Regions from separate parts of the Homo sapiens genome. Here region 1 is linked to region 2. Evidence: chromatin loops called from intact Hi-C (ENCODE). Cell type or tissue: heart left ventricle. All regions are shown on one strand. Each heading gives the region's core, and the rest is flanking DNA. Links, peaks and the distances in the headings are about the cores only.

What was found. A loop is a pair of places that touch in the nucleus more often than their neighbours do. Peaks named below come from ENCODE experiments on the same cell type or tissue, not always from the same donor. Only the 100,000 strongest peaks of a DNase experiment are listed, where the experiment ranks them.
Region 1: it touches region 2 in a loop (2.8-fold over the local background); 2 of 110 quality-filtered maps call a loop at or near these places.

Annotation. Positions count from the first base shown.
Region 1 is chr17:31,125,927-31,135,550 of GRCh38, forward strand. All of the region lies in intron 1 of NF1 (neurofibromin 1), which reads left to right. Among named protein-coding and RNA genes, the nearest start is that of MIR4733HG, 35 kb to the left of the region's middle. In heart left ventricle, for the core only: no CTCF peak of the experiment used is centred there; a DNase peak (open chromatin) is centred at 5,055; H3K27ac peaks cover 1,395 bases.
Region 2 is chr17:31,069,116-31,078,739 of GRCh38, forward strand. No RefSeq gene overlaps it. Among named protein-coding and RNA genes, the nearest start is that of MIR4733, 20 kb to the right of the region's middle. In heart left ventricle, for the core only: no CTCF peak of the experiment used is centred there; no DNase peak of the experiment used is centred there.

The DNA of each region.
Region 1 (9,624 bases), core at 1,149-9,148, 57 kb after region 2:
AGAATTGTTTCTTTAAAAAATTTTATGGGGCCGGGTGCAGTGGCTTACACCTGTTCAAGGCCAGCCTGGCCAACGTGGTAAAACCCGGTCTCTACTAAAAAATACAAAAAAATTAGCTGGACGTTGTGGCATGCACCTGTAGTGCTAGCTACTCGGGAGGCTAAGGCAGGGGAATTGCTTGAACCTGGGAGGCGGAGGTTGCAGTGAGCTGACATCTTGCCATTGCACTCCAGCCTGGGCAACAAGAGCGACACTTCGTCTAAAAAAAAAGAAAAAAAAATTATGTATCTGGTGGGTAAGAAATGTTGTTTCATTGTAATTTGAATCTGTATTTCCTTGACTACCAATGAGGTTTAGTTTCTTTTCGGATATTCATAGAGCATTTGTGTTATTTATTCTGTGAAATGTATTTGTGTTTCTTATTCTGTGAAGTGTCTGTATATACTTTTTGCCCATTTTTCTGTTTGGATTGTTTAATTTTTCCTGATTGATTCATAGCAATTTTTTATGGTTTTAGATCTAATTCTCTTGTTTTTTGAGACAGGGTCTGGCTCTGTCACCCAGGCTAAAGTGCAATGGTGCAATCTTGGCTCATTGCAACCTTTGCTAGGCTCAAGCTATCCTCCCACCTCAGCCTCTTGAGTAGCTGGGACTACAGGTACGCGCCACTGTGCCTGGCTAATTTTTGTATTTTTTGTGGAGATGGGGTTTTGCCATGTTCCCCAGGCTGGTCTTGAATTCGTGAGCTCCAGTGATCTACCCACCTCAGCCTCCCAAAGTGTTGAGATTGTAGATTTGAGCCACAGTGCCTAGCCTAGATCTAATTCTAGATTTGTGTTGCAAATATCTTTTCCAATTTATGATTGGATTAAAAAAAACTTCGGTGATTGAAATTCTTGATCTTACTGCAGCTGAATTTATCAGTCTTCTATGATTTATGTTTTAAAATTTTTTTGTGTCCTATCATTAAGATAATTCTCTATTTTCTAAAAGTTGTTTGCTTTTCACTTTTACATTGAAGTCTCTAATCCACATGGAAAGACTTTTTTTGTAAGGATCCACTTTTATTTTTTTGCCATATGATAACAGATAACTGATTGTTCCAGCCTATTTATTGAGTAGTGCATTTTTTCTCCTGTGATCTCAGTGCTTGCTTGGGTGAATATTAAGTGTCAGTATATGCACAGGCTCAGTTTCTAGACTCTCAGTTCGGCTCTCTCCTCTAGTGCCAGTAATCCACTTGATTATTTGTCCTGATTGTGGTTGCTTTATAATAATTCTTAGTATAAAGTATGGCAGGTCCCCAAAAGACTTATAATAATGCCTTTCCATATTGGTTTTACAGTCAGTTTATTGATTTCCGCAAAAAATGATACTGGGATTTTGAATGGTATTGCATTGAGTCTTTGGATCAAGTTGGGAAGAATTGATTGACATTGTTATGATATTGAGGCTTCCTATTTAAGAACATAATATGACTTTCTATTTATTTTATGTTTTAAAAAATCATTCCAGTTAAGTTTTATAATTTTCTCCTTATATAAAGAACTTCTACATAAAATGTCAGTTTTTCCTAGAATATTTTTATTATTTATACATGATATTTAAAAAGTTATATTTTCTGATTGTATATAGAAATGAAATTAACTTATATTTTGTCTTTATACTTTTTTTTTTTTTTTATTTAAAGAAACGGGGTTTTGCTATGTTGCCCAGGCTGGTCTTAAACTCTTGGCCTCAGGTGATCCTCTAGTCTCAGCCTCCCAAAGTGCTAGGATTACAGGTGTGAGCCACCACATCTGGCCTGTTTTTGTGCTATTACTGACTTATATCTAGATTCTTTGGGGTTATCTATGTAGACAGTGGATGATCTACAAATAGTTGTAGCTTTGTTTCTTTATCTTCAATCTTTTTTTTTCTCTGTGCATCTGTTGAGGGCTTTTAATGTTGAATAGGGGAGATGACATTGGGAAGCTATGTGTTGTTTTTAATTAATATTTTTTTTGTACATTGACCTCTTCTGTACCTTGCACTTCTGTTTTGTTTTGTTTGGTTTTGTTTTTGGAATGCAGTGGCGCAATCACAGTTCACTGCAGCCTTGATCACCTGGGCTCAAGCCATCATCCCACCTCAGCCTCCCGAGTAGCTGGGACCACAGGCGTGTGCCACCATGCCTGGCTGATTTTTGTATTTTTTTTTTTTTTTTTTAGAGATGGGGTTTCATCCTGTTGGCCAGGCTGGTCTCAAATTCCTGAGCTCAAGTGATCCACCTGCCTCGACCTCCCAAAGTGTTAGGATTATAGGTGTGAGCCACTGCACCCAGCCCCAGGGTTGTTGCTTCTTTATTGAGCTTGTCACTCAGTGCCTTTTAACTGGGGCATTTAGCCCGTTTACATTCAAGGTTAGTATTGATATGTGTGGATCTAATTGTGTCATCATGTTGTTAGCTGGTTATTATGCTGACTTGTTGGCATGGTTGCTTTGTAGTGTCACTGGTTATGTACTTAAGTGTGTTTTTTTTAGTGTCTGATAATGTTCTTTCCTTTCCATATTTAGTGCTGCTTTCAGGAGCTCTCGTAAGGTAGGTCTGGTACTAACGAATTCCCTCAGCATTTGCTTGCCTGAAAAGGATCTTATTTTTCCTTTGCTTATGTAGCTTAGTTTGGCCCAATATGAAATTCTGGGTTGGAATTTCTTATCTTTAAGAATGTTGTGGCTGGGTGCTGTGGCTCACACCTGTAATCCCAGCACTTTGGGAGGCCGAGGCGGGCAGATCATGAGGTCAGGAGATCGAGACCATCCTGGCTAACACCGTGAAACCCTGTCTCTACTAAATATACAAAAAATTAGCCAAGCATGGTAGCAGGCGCCTGTAGTCCCAGCTACTCGGGAGCCTGAGGCAGGAGAATGGCGTAAGTAAACCCGGGAGGCGGAGCTTGCAGTGAGCCTAGATCGCGCCACTGCACTCCAGCCTGGGTGACAAGAGTGAGACTCCGTCTCAAAAAAAAAAAAAGGAATGTTGAATATAGACCTCCAATCTCTTCTGACTTGTATAGTTTCTACTGAGAGGTCCATTGTTAGTCTGATGGGCTTTCCTTTATAGGTGACATGTCCTTTCTCTCTAGCCACCTTTAACATTTTTTTCTTTCATTTCTGCCTTGAAGAATCTGATGATTCTGTTTTTTGGAGATTATCTTTTTGTGAAATATTTTGTGGGAGTTCTCTTTATTTCCTGAATTTGAATGTTGACTTCTCTAGCTAGGTTGGGGAAGTTCTCATGAATGATATCCTGAAATATGTTTTCCAAGTTGCTGCCTTTCTCCCCATATCTTTCAGGGATACCAGTGAATCATATATTTAGTCTCTTTATATAATTTCATATTTCTTGGGGGTTTTGTTTGTTCCTTTTCATTCTTTTGTCTTTATTCTTGTCTGTCTTCTTATTTCAGAAAGCCAATCTTCAAGCGCTGAGATTCTTTTCTCAGCTTGGTCTGTTCTACTGTTAATACTTGCGATTGCATTATGAAATTTTTTTTTTTTTTTTTTTTGAGACAGAGTAGTGACACGATCTCAGCTCACTGCAACCTCTGCTTCCTGGGTTCAAGCGATTCTCCTGCCTCAGCCTCCTGAGTTGCTGGGATTGCAGGTGCCTGCCACTACACCCATCTGATTTTTTGTATTTTTCGTAGAGACGGGGTTTCACCATGTTGACCAGGCTGGTCTTGAACCCCTGACCTCATGATTCGCCTGTCTTGGCCTCCCAAAATGTTGAGATTACAGGTGTGAGCCACTGCGCCCGGCCATGAAATTCTTATAGAGTGTTTTTTAGCTGTATGAGGTCGTTTATATTCTTTTCTATACTGGCTATTTTGTCTGTCAGCTCTGTATCGTTTTATTGTGGGTAGCTTCCTTACATTGGGTTTCAACATTCTCCTGAATCTCAATGATTTTCATTCCTATCCATATTCTGAATTCTGTTTCTGTCATTTCAACCATCTCAGTCCAGTTCAGAACCCTTGCCGGAGAGCTAGTGCAGTCGTTTGTTTTAGAGGAAAGAAGATGCTCTGGCTTTTTGAGTCATCAGAGTTCTTGTGTTGGTGCTTTGTCATCTTTGTGGGCTGATGTTCCTTCAGTCTTTGAAGTCGCTGTTTTTTTTTGTTTTTTTTTTTTTATCCTATATGATGACCTTGGATGTTTGTGGTACAAGGTAGGTTCAGTTAACTGGCTTCATTACTGGAGGGGCCAGGGCTCATCTCAGGACTCCCGGAGTACATGGGTCCTCCAACTCTGGGGGACTGGCATTGGGCCCCAGCTTTGTTCTCTGGTTCTTTAAGGTTAGGAACCTGCTGCACTGGAGGGGCCGAGGTGCTCCTGGACCTCTGGTCACAATACTCCCGTGGGTTGTGCCAGCCAAAGTGTAGGGGGTGGCAGTGGAATCAATTCTTGTTCGCATGTGCCAGTAGCAGTGGCAGCAAGGCCACAGGGTGCTGGCCTCCATGTGGGCATTGGCAGCAACAGTGGCAGTAAGGCCAGGGCGGGGGGCTGCTGGTACACATGCACTGGTGGTGGTGTTAGCACAGGGGCAGGGTGCTGGTGGGTGCAGGACTGGGTGTGCCCTCTGTGCACGTTCATGCTGGCTTCAGTGGCCGGTAAGGGGTGGGGGTGGGTCCTCTGTTTTCTCTGCCTAGTTTCATGTTGGTGCAGGGGCTCAGTGCTGGTGGGGATGGCACTGGTGGGCTCTGTACCTGCCAGTGCTCCCTTGACAATGGCCATGGAGGGATAGGCAGGGTGTACTCACGCTGGCTGCAGTGGCATGGGAGGGTGCTTGCACGCATGTGTGCTGGCGGGGAAGGGAAAACAAGGTACACCTGTGCACACGTGTGGGCAAAGCATTTGGAGGGTGGCCATGGGCGAGTGCCTGCAGGCAAAGCAGCATGGAGCAGCCTTCGGTGGGAGGAGGGTATTGGCAGGCTCGTGCTTTTCCACAGGGATCACTGTGGTTGGAGCACTCTGCCTGTCAGCACCTTGTCAGTGCAGGAGCTGGTATGTGGCCCCCCCCGGCAGTACTGCAAGCATCCTGGCCAGGCTGGAGCCCCATGAGAGACCAGCAGACTGAGGGTACTCAGGTCACACCACCCCCACCTTATGGGCAAGACTGCCCTGCAGAGTTCAGGTCTGGCAGTTCCTCTAGGGCTAAAGTCTCCTATGGGAGCAAGTCGAGCCTTGGGGGATGGGCACTCCTGGCCCTGTTGCACTACAGATGCTCCAGCACCAAAACCTCTGAGCTCTGCCCTGGCTGGAGTTCTGCCCCTACCACTTCTCTAAGCAGCTTTCCCTGCCAGCTCAAGTGTCCTTGGTGGTTGAGGGGTCTCCTTGTGGTGGAGGAGTCTCCTTCTGCAGGGATTCCAGAGTCCCCTGGTGAGAGTGGGTTGCTGCTTCCCTGTTCAACTCAACTGCCTCTTCAGGAGTCACTGGGGGCCAGGAAAAAGTCCCGGTGCGTGGTAGCCCTGTGCAGGGTTCCTTACTTCTTCCCTCGTCAGTTCAGCATCTGTGTCTTCCCTCTGTCAGCACTCAGTGCTTTCCCTCTGAAGATCTGCTAAGAGTGTGCCAGTCATCCTGATCCTCTGGGAGATGTTCCTACTGGCTGCAGCTAGTTGGCCATCTTGGAGCCCCCTCCCTGTGGCTTTTCATGATTTCTAATAATTACATTGATGTTACATTCTGTGGGCTGTTCTTATTGAAATGTATAAATTTAACAAATCAGTTGTTGGTGTAAACTTGCTGATATTTTGTTTAGGATGTTTGTATCTATGAGTAAGATTGGTTTGTAATTTTCTTATATAGCTGTTGTCTGGATTTCATATCAAGGTGATTCTAGCCTTATAAAATCAATTGGGGAGTTTATATAATCTATTTAATCTCTGTGTTAACTGAAGTTGTGTCTAATATTTCACCCCTAATGTTTATTTCTTTATTTTTTCATGTTTTTTTTTCTGTTTGTGTATTTCGTTTTTATTTTTTTGAGACAGGGTCTTACTCTGTCATCCAGACTGGAGTGCAGTGGTGTGATCACTGTTCACTGCAGCCTTAACCTCCTGGGCTCAAGCAGTCCTCCCACCTTAGCCTCTCAAGTAGCTGGGACTACAGGCACATGTCACCATCCCTAGCTAATTTTTAAATTTTTTTTGTAGAGACGGGGTCTCACCTTGTTGCCCAGGCTGGTCTTGAACTCATGGGCTCAAATGATCTTCTTTCTTGGCTTCCAAAAGTGCTAGGATTACAGGCGTGAGCCACTGTGGCTGGCCTCAGTGTATTTTTAAAGACTCATTTCTAGGCCAGACTTGGTGGGTCATGCCTGTAATCCCAGCACTTTGCGAGGCTGAGGTAGATGGATCACTTGAAGTCGAGAGTTTGAGACCATCCTGACCAACATAGTGACACCGTTTCTACTAAAAATACAAAAACTAGCTGGGTGTGGTGGCAGACGCCTGTAATCCCAGCTACTCAGGAGGCCGAGGCAGGAGAATCGCTTGAACCCAGGAGGAGGAGGTTGCAGTGAGTGGAGATCATGCCGCTGCATTCCAGCCTGGGCCACAGAGCAAGACTTCATCTCAAAAAAATAAAAAGACTCATTTCTTAGCTTTTTAAACTTTGTTTTCTGTTTTGTTAATTTTGTTGTTACATTTTCTTTCCTTGGGTTTATTCTGCTATGCATTTTTCCCCTAACTTTTTAATGTTACTTATTTATTTATTTTTTGAGACGGAGTTTCACTGTTGTTGCCCAGGCTGGAGTACAGTGGCGTGATCTCAGCTCACTGCAACATTTGCCTCCCGAGTTCAAGTGAGTCTCCTGCCTCAGCCACCCAAGTAGCTGGGATTACAGGCGCTCGCCACCATGCCCGGCTAATTTTTGTATTTTTAGTAGAGATGGGATTTCACCATTTTGGCCAGGCTGGTCTCGAACTCCTGACCTCAGGTGATCCACCTGCTTCGGCCTCCCAAAGTGCTGGGATTACAGGCATGAACCACCGTGCCTGGCCTTAATCTTATGTTTAAATGTGGAAAAATGCACATAACATAAACGTTACCATCTTAACTGTTCCTAAGTGTATAGTTCAGTAGTATTAAGTACATTCACCTTGTTGTGTAACCAATCTACAGAACTCCCTTCATCTCAAAAAACTGAAACCCTTTACTCATTAAACTAGAACTTCCCATTCCTCCATGTTCCCAGCCACTGGAAACCACCATTCTACTTTCTGTTTCTATGAATTTGACTACCCTGGATACCTCAAATAAGTGGCGTCATACAGTATTTGTCTTTTTATAACTGGCTTGTTTCCGTTAGTGTAATGTCTTCAAGGTTAATCCACATTGCAGCATATGTCAGAATTTCCTACCTTTTAAAGGCTGAATAATATTCTGTTATTTGTGTAAACCACATTTTCTTTATCCATTCAGGACATTTGGGTTACTTTCACCTTTTGGTTATTGTAAATAATGCTGCCATGAACATGGGTGTGCAGATACCACTTCAAGACCCTGCTTTCAGTTCTTTTGCATATGTACCTAGAAGTAGGGTTGCTGGATCATATGGTAATTCTATTTGTAATATGTTGAGGAACTGTTTTACTGTTTTCCATAGGTATATGCACTATTTTACTTTCCCATCAGTAGTGCACAAGGGTTCCAATTTCTCCATATCCTCATTTACGTTTGTTATTTTGTGTCTTTTTTTTTATTTTTTTGAGACAGAGTCTCACTCTGTTGCCCAGGCTTGAATGCAGTAGTGTGATCTGGGCTCACCGCAACCTCCGCCTCCCGGGTTCAAGCGATTCTGCTGCCTTGGCCTCCCTAGTAGCTGGGACTACTGGCACCTGCCACCATGTCTGGCTAATTTTTGTATTTTTAGTAGAGATGGGGTTTCGCCATGTTGGCCAGGCTGGTCTTGAACTCCTGACCTCAAGTGATCTGCCTGCCTCGGCCTCCCAAAATGTTGGGATTACAGGCATGAGCCACTGCGTCTGGCCTTATTTCATGTCTCTTTTTGATAGTAGCCATCCTAATGAGTGTTAGGTGGTTTTATGACTTTTTGGTTTTTTTTTAATAGAGGTTTTTGCTCTGTCATGCAGACTAGAGTACAGTATCATGAGCATAGCTCACTGCATCTTCGAACTCTTGGACTCAAGCAATCTTCCTGCCTTAGCCTCCCCAAAGTGCTGGGATTATAAGTGGAAGCCACTGTACCTAGCACGTTTTCTGACTTTTAGAGTTATATTTAAGCTCATCAGTTTTGAATATTTCATTTGATTGTAAGTATTCAAAGTTATAAATTTATTAAATGCTGCTTTAATTGTATCCTACAAGTTTCAATAATTGGCTTTTTATTTTTCAATTTCATATTTCCATATAATGTTTTCAATTATGATTTCTCCTTTCACCTAGAGTGTTTCATATGAATATGAAACATGTTATGGTTTATATGTTACCAGTAATTTCAAATTTGAACTTAGCTTTATGACCTTGAACATATTTATTAGTTATTTATTGTTATGTTATAAATTATTCCCAAATGTAGCCGTTTTGTACAACAAACATTTATTATCACATAAAGTTTCTGTCCATCTGAAATCCATTAGTGGCTGAACTGAGTGTTTCTGGCTCAGAGTCTTTCATGAAGCTGCAGTGACAGTCTTGGCTGGGTCTGTAGTAATCTGAAGGCTTGACTGGGGGTAGAGCATTTGCTTCCAAGTAAATTCACTTACATAGCTTTTGGCAGGAGGCCTCAGTTCTTTGCTGGCCATTTGTAAGAGGTCTCAGTTCCTTTCTACTTGGGCTTCTCCATCTGGCTGCTTGTAATGTGGCAGCTGACGTCTCCCAGAGTGAGTGATCTGAGAGAATCAAAAGCCACATTCTTTCATGATCCTTAGAAGTTACATACCTTCCTGCTTGCCGTATAATATTGGTTATGCAGAACAACCCGAATACCAGATGAGAGAGGATGACACACGGGTGTGGATATCAGAATGTAGGAATACTTGCAGACCATCTTGGAGTCTGGCTACCATAAGCATACAGTCCATTTTTATAAAGTTTTCATGTCTTCTTGAAAATGATATGTAGTCCCAAGTTCTTGAGTGTGATTTTTACATAGGAGTTTGATCAAGTTTATTAAGCAGTTCAACTCTTCTAAATTCTGATTCTTTTTTGTCTGCTAGATCTTACTACTGAGAAAGGTAAGTTAGGAAATCTTTCACTGAATTAGTATGTTTATGCTTTTTTCTTGCAGATGTGTCAGTTTTGTGTGTGTGTTATTAGGTGCATAGAGGCTTACAATATCTTACAGTTGATTTGAGTCCTGTATCATCATGTAGTGCCCCTCTTGATCTCTAGTCCTTTTTATCTTAGTCCACTCCAGTTTTCTCTTGTTTCTATTTGCCTGATAGATCTTTTTCCATTTCTTAACTATCAATATTTCTGTGCCTGTATGCTTTATGTTTGTCTCTTATAAACAGTTCATGGGAAACCAGTCTGATGGTTTTTTTTTCTTCTGCCTGGAGAGTTTAGTTCATTTACATTCATTGTGATGACTGACATCTTTGGATTCCTTTCTGCCATTTTCTT
Region 2 (9,624 bases), core at 1,099-9,098:
TTTCTGCAAACACTTGGCTAAATCTCAGTGAAACTGATGTTGGACTTCTGACCTCCGGAACTATAAGATATACATTTGTGTTGTTTTAAGCCACTAAATTTGTGGCATTTTGTTATAGCAGCCATAGGAAACTAGTATACCAACTGACAGACTAAGCCAGAGGTCCAGCATTTTCTGTCCTTTTTTATGGAGGAAGACAGACAATAAGTACCTTAAGCACTTGACCGTTCTGCCTGTTAGCATTGTGAGAAGTTCTCTGATCTGCTTTGAACAGGTTATTACATTTTGCCAGAAAGATATAAGGGAGAAAATGGGAAACTAGGCATTGAATAAAAATGACAAGAGAGTGGCCAATGGGGCCACAGTCGCTCAAAAAACACACCGTAACGGCAGTCCATGGCTGGGTGCCATAGCTGACACCTGTAATCCCAACACTTCGGGAGGCCAAGACAGGTGGATTGCTTGAGGCCAGGAGTTCAAGACAAGCCTGGGCAACATGGTGAAACCCCATCTCTACTAAGAATACAAAACATTAGCCGGGTGTGGTGTTGCACGCCTGTGGTTCCAGCTACTGAGGAGGCTGAGGTGGGAGAATCGCTTGAACCTGGGAGGTGGAGGTTGCAGTGAGCTGAGATTGCAACATTGCACTCCAACCTGGGAGACAGGGTGAGACCCTGTCTCAAAAAAAAGAGCAGTCTTTCTAAGGAGAAAGAATTTGATGTTATATTTTTAAAACTACTAATGACAATGAAAACAGATAAGAACACTGGTAAAACTGAAACCACACTTCACCCAGGGCTGTACCCATCACACAGTAATTTTTCATTAATTCAAAATCTGTCTGGAGAGATATCCCAATGCTCTTGTTAATTACTTCTTTCAAGGCATTCTTCTCATTGTAATTGAGCACTCCCCTGGGTACCATCCTATAAGTAAGTACATTAGTGCCTATATACAACCTACCGAGCCAAGTACTTATACACACAAACTGGCTTTCTGGCTCACCTTTCAACTCTCCCATTATAATTTCTAGAGAACACTGCCAGGTAGGCTTGCCTGTCATCCTCAATAAAGACCCAAGTGAGGATTCTTTTCCGTAAAGCTTCAAGTTTAATTAGCTCATTCTGCTAGTTCCTTAGAAAAGGCTTTCTGCTGCCAAAGAAAATTAAGCTTTTTTTAAAAAACAAAAACAAAAACAAAACAGGTTTCAACTCATTCGGTATATTTTAGGATAAATATATTTTGAAGGCAAGGGCAAAGTTTTTTTGTTTTTGGTTCTGTTTTTGGTTTTGTTTTTGAGTCGGAGTCTCACTCTATCACCCAGGCTGGAGTGCAGTGGTGTGATCTTAGCTCACTGCAACCTCCGACTCCCGGGTTCAAGCTATTTTCCTGCCTCAGCCTCCAGAGTAGCTGGGACTACAGGCACGCACCACCACGCCCGGCTAATTTTTGTATTTTTAGTAGAGACAGGGTTTCACCATATTGGTCGGGCTAGTCTTGAACTCCTGACCTCGTGATCCGCCCACCTCAGCCACCCAAAGTGCTGAGATTACAAGCATGAGCCACTGCGCCTGGCCAAGGGAAAGGTTTTTATACATATTTTTATTTATCCCTTAGTAACCTGAATATGACTAATAAAGAAATCTTGACCAGTGCAGTGGCTCACACCTGTCATCTCAACACTTTGGGAGGCCGAGGTGGGCGGATCACGAGGTCAGGAGTCCACAACCAGCCTGGGCAACATGGTGAAACCCCGTCTGTACTAAAATACAAAAAATTAGCCGGGCATGGTGGTGTGCCCCTGTAGTCCCGGCTACTCGGGAGGCTGAGGAAGGAGAATTGCTTGAACCCAGGAAGCAGAGATTGCAGTGAGCTAAGATCACACCACTGCACTCCAGCCTGGGTGACAGAGCAAGATTCTGTCTCAAAAAAAAAAAAAAAAGAAATCTTTATACTATAGTAATAAGGATTATTCTGATAGTTACTGTATTGATTGTTTTGATAATTACTGTGTTCTTAGTTGCAGACAACAGAATTCACTCTAGCTAGTTTCAATAGAAAGGGGTTACAGCAGGGTATTAGGTAGCTTATGGGATTTCCAGCAGTGCCAGAGAAACAGGTGAGGATACCACACAGCCGGAAACAACCCCAGCAGAAATGCCCAGCCATAAACAGGGCTGTTCTCACAGAAGCCCCACTGCTGCTGCTCACCATTCAATACCTGTGATGCTGGGGGCTGGACAGTGAGGCTTCTCTCAAGGCTCTTTCACGGTCATGTCTGCAAAAAGATGGACCCAACTACATGTGCTGCCACTTCACTTAAATGACCTTCATCTTCCTGGAGCACATAGGCATCTGCTGGGCAGAACCTGGGTCATAGGCAGAACCCTAGCTACAAAAGAGTCCAGACACTGTAGGTTTTAGAAATGGTCAAAGCAGATATTGTGTGGACCCATTCGTGGAATCTGCCACAGTGACCATATCGATTTCAGGCAATTTGTAAGTAATGGTAATCATGAGAGTTATATGAGAATAATGGCTAGCAATTTCCAGTGCTTTGTAGCACTTAATATCTTATAAGCATGATTTCATTTAATCCTCAAAGCAGCCCTATGAGGTAGGTACTATTCGTATCCTTGGATTGTAAGTGAAGACATCAAAGGACTAGAGAGGTTAATTCACTCACCCCACATCTCATGGTGGTAAAAAGCCAGGATTCAAACTCAGCTCTGTCTGAATGAAAGTCTGTGCTTTCAGCTAGTATACTGCTAATGCTTTACTAATTATTATTTTTAGTTTATCTTCTAGGAGCAGCTTGACTATCTAATCTGGGTTTACCACTTCTGGAAGACTTTTTACCCACAGTGGGACTCTGATATTTGTGTAACTGGAAATGGAAATGAGATCTTCTGAATGTGGAATGCAAAGGAGAGGGTACGTCTCACCAATCCTGGGTTATATTACCTTTGTGTCAGATGTAAGGTGACAAGCCAAGCATAGGACATGCACCAAGTGGAAAAGTCCACTGAAAATTTTATCTTTGAAGAGAACAGAAAAAGCATTAAATCTCTATATCTGGTACAGTCTATATGGGTTGTTTTATCTGAAAGGGGAAGGAGGAATGCTTTAAAAAAAAAGGTAACCTTAACTCTAGGCAAAACTTAAATTATTTTCTTCTCTTTCTTCATTTCTAAAGCTACAGCCAGTCAGACAAGATGGGACATGTAGTGTTGCACAATGATCCTGCTGCATTTTCAGCCTCCAGGCTGAGAAGCAAGTGCAATTAACATTCCAAGGTGGGAGTTATTTCCCCACCATTTGAGCCCTGCAGCATCTTATTGTGATTACAAAGGCTGGACTAACTGGCTTTGTCAATGTAATGTATACACATTAAACATATACAGACAGTTCTTGAAAAGTTATAAATTCAAACATTCCATAGTATGTGGAACCCAGTAAATTATAGAATGGGAAATGCTTTCAAAGGAGCACCTGATTCAGCATCCTCCTACCTCTTGTTTCTAATTAAAACAAAAAAAAAAAGAAAAAGAAAAAAGAAACATAAAAACAACGGCATTGTAGTCATGCTTTAATTTCATTCTAAACTTGTGTCATCCTGTTGAATTGAGGCCCACAGGGAACAGGGCCCAGCAAATCCCTGGACCTCCTGGTATTTGGTATAAACATAGCAGCTAACCTGGACTGGCTTCCACAGAGCTAAGACATTTTCTTTTTTGCACACAGAGCAGTATGCTCCAAAATTATATGTACATGTTGCAAAAGTATATATTTTGTTCCAAATATATGCTCTAAAATTATATATAATATATATATATTTTATATATATATAATTTCTTTGAGTCAGGGTCTTGCTCTGTTGCCCAGGCTGGAGTTCAGTGGTGTGATCATAACTTACCTCAGCCTTGAACTCCTGGGATCAAGCAACTCTCCTGCCTCAGCCACTTGAGTAGCTTGGGCTACAGGTGAGTGCCCCCATGTCCAGCTAATTTTTATGTTTTGTAGAGATGGGGTCTTGCTTTGTTGCAAGGTATCTAACTCCTGGGCTCAAGTGATCCTCACGCCTTGGCCTCCCACAGTGCTGGGATTACAGGTGTGAGCCAATGCACCTGGCCATGAACACATAGTTTTAAAAATACTTATTTGTTTAAATGTATATTAAGAAAGACATATAATAGGTCAAACATGAGATTCGTGGATGTTATTGCTCATAGCAAGGCTAAGATTTTAAAAAAGAAGGGGGAATCACTGAAAGGAATTAGATAAATAAATAACATGATACTCTAGCAAAACCAAAAACGTTGCAGGTGGTCCTGGAGTGATGAAAGTGAGGGAAGCCATCGAAGAGAACAGTGCCTGGATTCAAGTGCCTGCTCTGTCCCTGACAGGCTGGAAAGATCTTGAACAAGTCGTCTCCCCCTGATGAACTTCAGACTGTAAACTAAGAGGATGTACTGGGGCAATGTTGAACGTGGGGTGTGTTCTTCCTTGTTCCAGGAGACCAGGGCTTCCCATGGTGTCTCAGGCACTGGGCAGGAAGAAAGGTGAGGCTTCCACTCCCAACAGCTTCAACTAGAGGCAGCTTTCACTAGCTTTACAAATGCAGCTTCTTACAGAAGTTGGTTTGAAAATAAGGTTTCATTGGTTAAAAAGTCTGAAAATGTTCTTCTCAGCCCCAAAATAGAATATTTATATACTACGCTTTTGTAAACGATAACTAACCAAAAAGCTAATGATATCAAAATAAGTTCAGCTGGCGTGCGGCTTGTTTCAGGAAGTCTGTTCAAGAGGAAAGTATAGCCAAATAATAACAGATAATGTGTTTGATCACAGGCTATCCCAGGCACTGAGCTATATATACTAATGAATCTTGGAAAAACAAAACCAATAAACAAAATAAAACCACCACTAGGAGGTACGTTTTATAAATAACTCCACTTTACAGATGAGGATACTGAGGCTCAGAGAAGTGAAGTGGCTTGGCTTAGCTCACCCACTTTGTGCACAGTCAGGGTACAAACACAGGCAGTCTGACTCCCCTTAACTGTATCACTGTGTCGCCTCGCAGGAGGGCAGAGAGAGGTGCCTGGTACCTGGGAATCGGCGATCTCTAGCAATACAGATAAATACCCCATTTAGTGCACATTTCAGGCTACCCAGCATCCATGACCCAATTTTCAAAGATTTTCCATTCATCTAGTTGTTAGGCAGTGGTGGTCCGGGCATGCTTCTTTGGCCAGGCCAGGGATGATTTCTGTTTCATGGTACAGTCTTTGCTGTGAGGGTTCATCTGGGTGGGGGCTCACAGGCCTCTTACAATGGAGTTTCTCATATTCTGAACCAATTCTGGGTTCTCAGGCAGGTCCCTGAGTCATATTCTTTTTTCTCCTGGATCACAGGGCTGGGTCTACCTACTTTCTTTCTTTCTTTTTTTTTTTTTTTTGATACTGATTCTCGCTCTGTCAACAGGCTGGAGTGCAGTGGCACAATCTGGGCAAACTGCAACCTCCGTCTCCTGGGTTGAAGCAATTCTCCTGCCTCAGCCTCCAGAGTAGCTGGAATTATAGGCATGCGCCACCACGCCTGGCTAATTTTTGTATTTTTAATAGAGACGGGGTTTCACCATGTTGGCCAGGCTGGTCTTGAACTCCTGACCTCAAGTGATCCACCTGCCTCAGCCTCCCAAAGTGCTGGGATTACAGACATGAGCCACTGTGCCTGGCCAGAAGTCTTCATTCTTTACAGTACTTCAGGACTTCCAAATGCCTCTTCACTCTCTCCTCATGGTTTGCATTCCTGCACTGGTGACTCTCTCTTCATTGCAGTGCCTTCTGCATATCCCACACGGCAGGAGGCCCAGACAGGAACCCCCACGGTGTAAAAGGATAATGTTTGATCTAAGCGTTCTGTCCAAATCCCTCCAGATCTTTTTTTTTTTTTTTTTTTTAATCAGGCAGCCCTCAGAATCACAGCAGATTCAGAGAGAGTGCCCCTCTAGATTTTTTTATGATTTTGGTCATTTCTCTCTGCCTTCAAGTGTGCTTTTGTTTACAATGGCCTGCACCTGTAACTCTTCTTAGGGGAATTTGCCCTGGGCTACTGGAGCTGCTTTTCACTCAAGGACAGAATTCTGGAAGTGTCTAGTAGGTTTTCATGCTCCTGGTGTGGCCCTTAGTGGATGACCAAGGGTGAGACCCTCTCTTGCCTTAGGCTGAGACAGACTCAGGTGTGACTTACATCCCAGAGTGTTTCCCACCCACCCCCTCCCTGCAGGATCAGGCTGAATCACAGACTGGCTGGGCTCCTTCCCTTGCCTGCCTCCTCCACGCCTTCACTGATTTCTCCTGGGAGCCATTTTTTAAATTTATTACTTACACACAGGTCCTCATCTCAGGGTTTTGTTCTGGGAAACCCAACCTAGAAAAAGACTTAAAAGAAAAAAAAAGAATTACAACTTAAAACTGAAAATAGTTATCACTGGTTTTAATGCAGTATAATAAAGCCAGGCCTGTTCCTTCTCAGCCTCTTGAAGAACTTAATGCTCAATTTAACATTTTATTTACATTTTCATTCATCTTTTTATGAATTAATCACGCCCAAACTTTTGTTGCTCTTTCCTTCCTTTGAAAGGTTTCTGAGTTTCTTCCCTTCTCTGGAAGTTAACTGGTGAGGACTGCCTTAAACACAGTTTAAGGAGTTGTGTTGCCCCCAACCCCAATATCCCCTTTCAGGAAGTAGTGTCTTGGTTGTGTTTTGTCTTCCAACACACAGATGCATACACACACATGCACCCACAAATACACACTTGTGCACACACCAATGCACACAAATCATGTTCCCACATGCAGGCATGAATAAAAACATGCACTCACACACGTGTGCACACAGAAATCACGTACATGCACACATGCACACACATATGCACACCATAGTTAGGATTCAGGCACCTGCCTATCTGCCTGCCTAAACTGTTCACTGTGGAATTTCCTGATGCTTCTTTTTACTTGTGTGGTTTCCTGAAAGAGTATGAAGGACTCTGATGGTTGTCAACAGAGTGTCAAGTGTAGGACTGAACCAAATGACATACTGTTGAATATAATAAGAAAAATAGAAGGCACTGAGAGAAAAAGAAGGCGAGTAGTAAAATTTCTTTGGGTAGCTTCTAAGCACACATTTTTAAAGTTTTGCTAAAGTCTAAGGGGGCATACAAAATTACCTTAGATTAAATGTTTATTATAGCTTCCGTATTAATGTTAGGTCAGATTTATAATGTGGTAGACTCTGAATAGAACTATGTTTATACTATGTTGTATATACACTTTTATTATTATTATTATTATTATTATTATTATTATTTGAGACCGAGTCTCATTCTGTTACCCAGGCTGGGGTGCAGTGGCATGATCTTGGCTCACTGCAACCTCTACTTCCTGAGTTCTAGTGATTCTTGTGCCTCAGCCTCCCAAGTAGCTGGGATTACAGGCATGTGCCACCACACCTGGCTAATTTTTGTATTTTTAGTAGAAATGGGATTTCACTATGTTGCCCAGGCTGGTTTCGAACTCCTGGACTCAAGTGAGTCGCCTGCCTCAGCCTCCCAAAGTGCTGGGATTATAGGAGTGAGCCACCATGCCTGGCCTGCATTGTAATTTTCCAAAAGGAGGATGGAGTCATGCTTGCCAAACCTATTGGACTACAGCACCCTTCCTGAGGAGCATCTCTGGAAAGAGAGTCCAGTGGACAATACTCTCAGCAGTGCTGACCCGCTTTACCCTTGGACCTGCACGCTTGCAGTGATCTGGTCTAGCTTTTTGTTACATGAACACCAGCATTTTCCACAGATGTGACCTCCCACTGTCAAGGTGATTTAAAACAAAATTTTTTGTAGAAACCAAAAGAATCCTTGCCAGATAATTTAAGCATCAAAGAGATAAATGCACATGTGATGTTATAGAAGGAAAAGAATCTTCTTGGGAGGTGCTACTTCTCCCCTAGCCCATGAGGACCAATAAATACTAATGAGGACCCTTCTCATCTATAAGCCAGGGTGCTAAGCACCCTCCACAGACTATCTGATTTACTTATTACAGCACTGCCACGTGGTAGATGGCATTTTTCTTACTTTGTAATAAAAAAGCCTGAGGGTTAGAGAAGTTAAATAACTCACTTGAGGTGCCCAACATCATCTGGTAGGTCTGGATTCAAATCCAAACCTGTAACACCAAAGCCCATGGCCTTAAGCAATAAAAGGTAAAAGGCTGGCATGGTGGCTCACCCCTGTAATCCCAGCACTTTGGCAGGCTGGGGCAAGTGGATCACCTGAGGTCAGGAGTTTGAGACCAGCCTGACCAACAAGGAGAAATCCTGTCTCTACTAAAAAATACAGAAGTAGCTGGGCATGGTGGCGCATGCTGGTAGTCCCAGCTACTCGGGAGGTTGAGGCAGGAGAATCGCTTGAACCCAGGAAGTGATGGTTGCGGTGAGCTGAGATCTCGCCATTGCACTCCAGCCTGGGCAACAAGAGCAAAACTCCGTCTCAAAAAAATAAAAAAATAAAAATAAAAGGTAAAAAAAGCAAAGAATGAGGGGGAGACATGTCCAAGTGGACATCTGTACATCCCCCTTCCCTTGTGTGGCTCTAGCTGCCTGGATTTAAAGTCAGGTCAGAGCCCACATACCCCAAGGTATGGGGCCCAAAGTGACCATGCTAATTTCTCAGGCCTTAGGTCAGGTCACTCAATGATAATAGCTGATATTTATGGAGTGCTTCCCCAGTGCCAACCACTGGTAGGATCTTCACACGCGTGATCTCACTTAAACCTTTAGGTTCAAAGCTGTGAGGTAGGTACTATAATGACCCCATTTTACAGAAAAGCATAGGTTCAGAGAGGTTACTTTGCTTGCCCAGGGCCACACCACTAGGAAACGGTAGAGCTGGGCTTCAAAACCAGGTCTGGTCTGAGTTCAGGCCATATACTTAACCCATACTTAACTCTTTGAGTTAAAACTAGAAAAAAAATGGAAAAATCAGTCTTTTTTAGGTATTTCCAAATTATGAACATTTGCTGGTTTTGGGGGCTATGTAACACCCAGATCGCCTTCCTGTTTCATGGGAATTCCACTTTTGGAAGGTCTTGATGGGAGGGCCTCTGCCTGTGGGAGCTGGCAAAGGCCAGACATTCCCTGTCCCTGCCTCCTGGCTCACCAGTGGGCTGCTCCAGCAGGGAATGATGGTTTTGGGGGGCGTGATGATGCCAAGACACGGGAGCCCTTAGAGAGCATCCATAGCAGTGGCTGTGGCTGTGGGTGATGTTCCTGTGTCACATCTTTGGCTGGGTTTTCTGCTGACTCACCTTCATGAGTTCCTGCCTGTTTCCTGGGGCTGGTAGCCAAGCCTCCCCACCTGTTCTGTGACCCACCAACGTTTTTCCAATATACTCACTCCCTTTCTGTTTAGGTAAACTGCAGGTGGCTTCTGATGTGTGCAACCAAGAACCAGACATGTACAAAAGTCTTCGTACTTTTGGAATTATATAATTGGAGCCAAAGATAAACCTTTGTCTTAGGCTCCTGCAGATGATTTAAAAATGTATTCTTTTCTGAAAT